Linked DNA regions of Homo sapiens: region 2 is linked to region 1. A link is a contact called in ENCODE Hi-C or POLR2A ChIA-PET data. All regions are on one chromosome and are shown on one strand. The core of a region is the stretch at or near the end of the contact, and the rest is flanking DNA. Distances in the headings are between cores, read along the strand shown. Region 1 overlaps CAPN12 (calpain 12). Region 2 overlaps MED29 (mediator complex subunit 29).

Region 1 (3,159 bases), core at 660-3,159:
GTGCCCACCAGTCCCCGTACCCCTTCCCCCCATGCCCCACCATGCCGGGGTGGTACTCACAGAAGATGCAGGTGAGGTGGGCCACACAGGACACGAACCGCTCGAAGTCCACACGCAGACGGCTATCCCGGTAGCGGCTGGTGAGGGTCTGGGTCAGCTGGTTGTTCAGGTGGAAGCCTAGGGGGAGGCTGCTTCTGAGCCCAGTGGCCCACAGGGAACCCACCTTGGCATTGCATCCCCACCCCACCTCCTCAGGGAGGACATGAATGCCACAGGGTGTCACACCCCAACTCTGCCCCATCCCGGCAGGGTGAGTACAGGCTGATCCCTTCAATCCTCTGGGCCTGTTTCCTCATCCATCAAACGGACTAAGACAGCCCCGACCCCATAGGGTGTGTGAAGACAGAACGCTCAGGACAGCGTCTGACACGTGACTCGATGTGTGGGTACTGTTACTCCTTAAATCCTGTGGGGCTTTCTCCTTGCCAGTGGGCACTGGAGGATATTTCTGTGCAGCAAAAAATATAGTCAATCCCATATGGAGTCAGTTTCCTTACAGTCTACCTCAGAGGCGATTTCTAAAGCTGAGAAACCATGTCTGCTGTGGAGTCTCATTGGAGGCTTTTAAAAACCCAAAACAATGGGTTCTTGACCCCTTCTGAGATGCAAGGTTGTGCCTGATGACCTTTGTCTCCCACACGGCCAGACAAACCCAGTTCCAAGTACCGTTTCATGGGCTTCTGCTGCTTCCAAAGCCCATCTTCACCCCCATTCTGTGTGTTCATTCTCTTCACAAATATCTACCAAGTAAGTGCCATTTCATGCTGTGCCCAGTGCCAGGTGCTGTTTTAACAGGAGGGCAGGTGGCCTGCAGCCTCTTCCTGCCCGTGTGACCTGCCCCAGGTCACTCCCTCTGGCATTCATCTGCCCTCGGGCATAGGGGTGGAGGCTGCCATGCCCAGGGCTATGGGGAAACCCAGCCAGATGGGGTGGAAGGACCCGAGAAGGCGCTGGAGCCCCTCAGCTGCCACTGCAGGAGTTCCCGTTTGAGAAATTCTCAAGGGCACTTTATCAGTTTCCTTCTTCCTGGAATAACTCCTGGCATGTAACAGGCACTCACTGGTGCCAGATGCGTGAACACAAGCCTGCCACCTGCCACCTGCTGTGAGTCCTTGCTCCCTCACCTCCACTCCTGTCTATCTCCGGCCCAGCCTCTCCCTCTCTGCCCCACGTCTCCCAATCCTTGGCTGTCTCTGACCCCATTTCTCCCCCTTTGACTTGGGCTTTTTCTTTTTTCTTTTTTGAGACGGAGTCTCGCTCTGTTGCCCAGGCTGGAGTACAATGGCATGATCTTGGCTCACTGCAACCTCCACCTCCCGGGTTCAAGAGATTCTCCTGTCTCAGCCTCCCAAGTAGCTGGGATTACAGGCACGCACCACCACGCCTGGCTAATTTTTGTAGTTTTAGTAGAGACGGGGGTTCCGCCATGTTGCCCAGGCTGGTCTTGAACTCCTAGGCTCAAGCAATCTGGCAATCTGCCTGCCTTAGCCTCCCAAAGTGCTGGCATTACAGGCGTGAGCCACCACGCCCGGCTGGCTCTTTTGGACACTTGACCACCTTCTCTGGGTCTCACACTCACAGCCACACCCAAACCCTCTCCCTCTGGCTCTCCGACTCCATCACAGTCACCCCAGCCCCCATCTCCCTGTGGCTCCATCTGCTGTGTGGTGGCAGACAGGCCCCAGAGTGGGGTTGGGGATCTGGGAACTCCAAGTTCTGACCCCAGCCCACTCTCCAAATCCCCTCCACATGAGGGTCACAGTGCTGTACTGTCTCATCTGCCTTGGAGCCCATGGAAAGCCTTTCTCTCTGGCTCTCTTTCTTGGTTAGGATGTTGTGCTGGGCTTGTTCCAGCTCATCAGGAGGAACTCAGCCTAGTAGCAGAGGCCATTGGCCGGCTCTCTTTGGGGCTTTTGGTAATGAAAGCTGCATTCTCCAATCACTAAGTGCTATGCCCTGCAGTGCATGGACGACTCCTCACCACCCTGTGTACTAGCTTTTTTTTTTTTTTTTTGAGAGGCAGGCTCTTGCTCTGTCACCCAGGCACAATCACGGCTCACTGCAGCCTCAGCCTCCCGGGCTCAAGCCATCCTCAAGCCTCAGCCTCCTGAGTAGCTGGGACCATAGGTGTGAGCCACCACACCAGGCCCTGGCCATTTTAGAGAGGAAAATGGAGGCTCAAAGAGATGAAGTCAAGTGCCCAGGGCCCCTCCTGGAGTCAGTAGAGTGAGGATTCCAACCCCGGTGCACCAGAATCCAGAACATTCTACCATGCTGCCCTGGGGGCCAGACCCTCTCAGATACCAGCTCCTAATCTTCCCCTTCCTGGAGGGGCCTCTCCCTGCCCCAGAACCCCTACCAGGCACATCCCCCTTTCATGTCCTCCCCACCCCACACACGCCCCTTGCCCTTCTCCTTCCTTATTTGGCCTCTTTCAGGGTCACCCAACCCCTGCCAGGGACTGGCAACAAGCTAAGGTGTGGGCCTGTGGATGGCCACAGTGCAGACGGCCACAGCTGAGCAGGGGGACTTGGAGACAATGGGATGGGAGAGAACAGGTCCTGTCCCCACGACCACCCCAGGACCCTGTCCACACCTGCTGCATTCAGTGCCAGCCTCAGCTCGTAGGAGTTCATGGTTCCAGAGGTGTCCTCATCGAACTTGTTAAATATGGCCTGGGCAGGAAGGATGAGTCAGGGCTGCCCTCCATGCCCTGAAGAGGGCTGCCAATGGGGCCTCCCAGGCAAGACAGCCTGGTGCCCATCCCAACTCCCTTTCTTCTGGTGTGGACCCCCAGCAAGCAGCCTAGCCACTTGGGACTTCTGTTTCCCAATCTGTAAAATGGGAATAAGAGCAATGACCCAGAGGACAAGCTGAGGCTGGGTGGGGGCAGGGATATCCCAGCCAGATCTCTCCAAGTCAGCCTAGTCCAGTACCCCCTCGTTCCCTGGGGACCTGATAGCCCACAGGGTGCCTATGTCTCTGTTAGTAAAGGTTTCTCTCTTTCTGGGAAGAGGCCCAGTCTCCCACCTCACCTGCCACTCCAGGAGGTAGCCCCAGAGCTGCTGGAAGTGGTGTAAGGCCAGGCTTTGCCCATGC
Region 2 (3,159 bases), core at 347-2,846, 660 kb after region 1:
ACCAGCCTGGCCAACATGGCAAAACCCTGTCTCTACTAAAAATACAAAAATTAGCCAGGCATGGTGGCGTGCACCTGAAATCCCAGCTACTTGGATGAGACAAGAGAATCTCTTGAACCCGGGAGGTGGAGGTTGCAGTGAACCAAGATGGCGCCACTGCACTCCAGCCTGGGTAACAGAGCGAGACTGTCTCCAAAAAAAAAGGGGCCGGGCACAAGTGGCTCATGCCTGTAATCCCAACACTTTGGGATGCCAAGGCGGGTAGATCACGAGGTTAGGAGTTCGAGACCAGCCTGGCCAATATGGTGAAATCCCGTCTCTACTAAAAATACAAAAATTAGCCAGGCTTGGTGGCATGCACCTGAAGTGCCAGCTCCTCTGGAGGCTGAGGCAGAAGAATCACTTGAACCCAGGAGGCAGAGGTTGCAGTGAGCCAAGATCGTGCTACTGCACTCCAGCCTGGGCAACAGAGCGAGATTCCACCTCAAAAGAAAAAAAAAAAAGCCTGGGCGCGGTGGCTCATGCCTGTAATTCCAGCACTTTGGGAGGCTGAGGCGGGTCGGTCACCTGAGGTCATGAGTTTGAGACCAGCATGGCCAATGTGGTGAAACCTTGTCTCTACTAAAAATAAAAAAAAAATTAGCCGGGTGTGGTGGCGGGTGCCTGTAATCCCAGCTACTCGGGAGGCTGAGGCAGGAGAATCACTTGAACCTGGGAGGCGGAGGTTGCAGTGAGCTGAGATCGTGCCATTGCACTCCAGCCTGGGCAACAAAACCGAAACTCCATCTCAAAAAAAAAAAAGAAAGTAGTACCTAGAGCAGCCAGAGAAGCAGGCAGAAAACCAGGGGTGAGATGCCACTGCCAACACCAGGCCTGGAGCCAGGGCAGTAACAATGATAGTAGCTAACAGTTCTTGGCACTTTAAACAGTGTGCCAGGACCCGTGCCTGTGTCTCATACACCTGCTCTCACTGTTCTCACCTTATGAGGTAGGAAGAGGTGGTTATTAAACCCGTTTTCCAAAGGAGGAAACTGAGGCTCAGAGAAGAGTAGCCGCCATGCCCCCAGGTTCCCCAGCAAATGACTGGCAGGGCCAACCTCTGACTCTAAGACCTGGGAAATCCAGAGGCCAAGCCGACAACCCCCAGCTGGCCCTTGGGGTGGGGTAGAATGACCTCGGGTGGAGCTGATGCTGTCCCCTTGCCTGCCTGTCCACAGCGCCTGGCGCATGAGTGCCTGTCACAGAGTTGTGACAGTGCCAAGCACTCTCCAACGTTGGTGCCCACAGCCACCAAGCCCGACGCAGTGCAGCCTGACAGCCTCCCCTACCCACAGTACCTGGCGGTCATCAAAGCCCAGATTTCCTGTGCCAAGGACATTCACACCGCCCTGCTGGACTGTGCCAACAAGGTCACGGGCAAGACACCCGCACCACCTGCTGGCCCTGGGGGCACTCTGTGAAGTGGGGGACAGGGAGTGGGGCAGGCAGTGGTTGGTGGGTGGTGTGCAAAGGGAATGAAGAGCGTCCTGGGCCTAAACACAGCAGCCTCCTCTCTTCCTGCCTGAGCACCGCAGCGGGAGCCAGCAGGGGGCAGCAGAGGCCAACAGGGAGCTCGCAGGCCGGGCCCCTGCGTCCCTGCCCCTTCTTCCTGCTCCCCCTCCTAGCCTAGGGTAGACTTTGAACTGTGTGTGTTGATGACTTCTCTGTTCCACAGGCCCTCCCCCATTCTTGCCTGGGTGTGGAGCCCTGGCTGTCCCCTCTCCCTCAGTCCTTCCTGACTGTCTCCAGCTGGGAGGTGGTCTCTGTGTGCCACTCCTCTGTGTCTCTATTACAGTTGTGTCTCTCTCATCCTGTCTCTTTTTCCCTTGTTTCTCTGTTCCTGTTAATGTGTTTCTCCCCATGGTCCTATTTCTCTCACTCTGACCTCTCTCTCTTAGTCCCCTTTAGCTGTCTTCTATCCCCAGCTCCTAACTGGGACTCTGTGTCTATGCAGGGGGCCAGCACCCCTGGGTTATCTGGGGCTAAGGGAAGGGACTTCATTTCCAGGGGCCACAGCCAAGCCCAGAGTCCCCCAGCGGCTCGCATGTCAGCCCAGACCCCAGGGTCCTTGGCCTAGGAGAGGAGCAGTGGAGGGGCCCAGGCTCTGAGCTCCACAGGTCTGAGCAGGGAGCAACTCAGGCCCCCACCCAAGCCTGCGTCAGCGGAACTTGAGTGAGGGGCGTTGTGCAATTTGTGGCAAGGCTGGCCCAGCTGGATGCCTGGGTCCCAGTATTTTTAGCCCCAAAGGAGAAGTGAAAAGGCCCCAGCCGGGGTGAATCATCAGTCCTGGGGAAGAACCCAGGCGCCTGAGCCCCAGCTCCGGGAAGCAGGCACTGGGGAGGGGGCTTCAAGGAGGGAGTGCCCCCTCAGACTCCCTGCTTCCCTGGAAGCTTCAGGAAGCTCAGCCTCAGCCTTCAGGCCTGAGCAAGTGCAGGGCGGAGCTACCAGCCCAGGCTCAGATGTTGGGGTGTGAAAGCCTCAAGTGACTCAGCCTGGTTGGAGAACTGCCCCACCCAGTATCTTCTGTGCCATGGTTCCCACATTCGCACTCCATGGCCTCCTGTCCTGGACCCCACGTCTGCAAGGAAACCCTAGGACCATGGATACCTCTGTGATTCACGCTGAGCCCAAGTCCCCACACTGGAAAACTGGGAAATGGCCAGCTGTGTGTCCCAGGAAATTCCTCCCCTTATTCTTCCTTGAAGTGCCCGAGCATGTAGGGCAAGAAGGAAGGCTGAAGCGCTGTCCCTAGGAGGAATTTCTCCTTCAGGGGAGCCTCAGTTTTGCCCATTTATCTAATTGAATCAGTTTTTTACCCAATCCCCCGATTTTGTAGGATAATCTCCCTTATCTAAAGTCAACTGATTATGGACTTTAATCACATCTACAAAACACTTCCATGGCGACAGCTAGATGAGTGTTTGAATAACTGGGACTGTAGCCCGTCCAAGTTGACACATAAAACTGACCATCGGGCCGGGGGCGGTGGCTCACGCCTGTAATCCCAACACTTTGGGAGCCCGAGGCGGGCGGATCACAAGGTCAGGAGTTCGAGACCAGCCTGGCCAACACGGTGAAACCCCGACTCTACTAAAAATACAAAAAATTAGCCGGGTGTGG

What was found. A loop is a pair of places that touch in the nucleus more often than their neighbours do. ChIA-PET counts read pairs that join two places held with the same protein, here RNA polymerase II (POLR2A). Pooled maps may share reads with other maps.
Region 2: POLR2A ChIA-PET joins it to region 1 with 14 read pairs in BJ. The contact joins two enhancer-like sites. A Hi-C loop is called at or near these places in 2 of 50 pooled maps. POLR2A ChIA-PET finds 5 or more read pairs at or near these places in 3 of 52 experiments (BJ, H1 and Panc1).

The regions. Positions count from the first base shown.
Region 1 is chr19:38,731,047-38,734,205 of GRCh38, forward strand. It overlaps CAPN12 (calpain 12), which reads right to left. Exons shown (of 21, transcript NM_144691.4): 17 at 3,096-3,158; 18 at 2,657-2,735; 19 at 61-177. ACTN4 (actinin alpha 4) reads left to right here. Exons shown (of 21, transcript NM_004924.6): 21 at 1-543. Among named protein-coding and RNA genes, the nearest start is that of CAPN12, 12 kb to the right of the region's middle. RefSeq lists an enhancer at 3,102-3,151. Within about 2 kb of position 1,910, at least 25 of the 41 ENCODE cell types and tissues checked have a DNase peak (open chromatin) inside an H3K27ac peak, as active enhancers do; they include Panc1, where a contact is called at or near this core.
Region 2 is chr19:39,396,240-39,399,398 of GRCh38, forward strand. MED29 (mediator complex subunit 29) reads left to right here. Exons shown (of 4, transcript NM_017592.4): 4 at 1,218-3,159. The coding sequence ends at 1,460. Among named protein-coding and RNA genes, the nearest start is that of MED29, 6.4 kb to the left of the region's middle. RefSeq lists an enhancer at 2,082-2,131. Within about 2 kb of position 1,597, at least 37 of the 41 ENCODE cell types and tissues checked have a DNase peak (open chromatin) inside an H3K27ac peak, as active enhancers do; they include Panc1, where a contact is called at or near this core.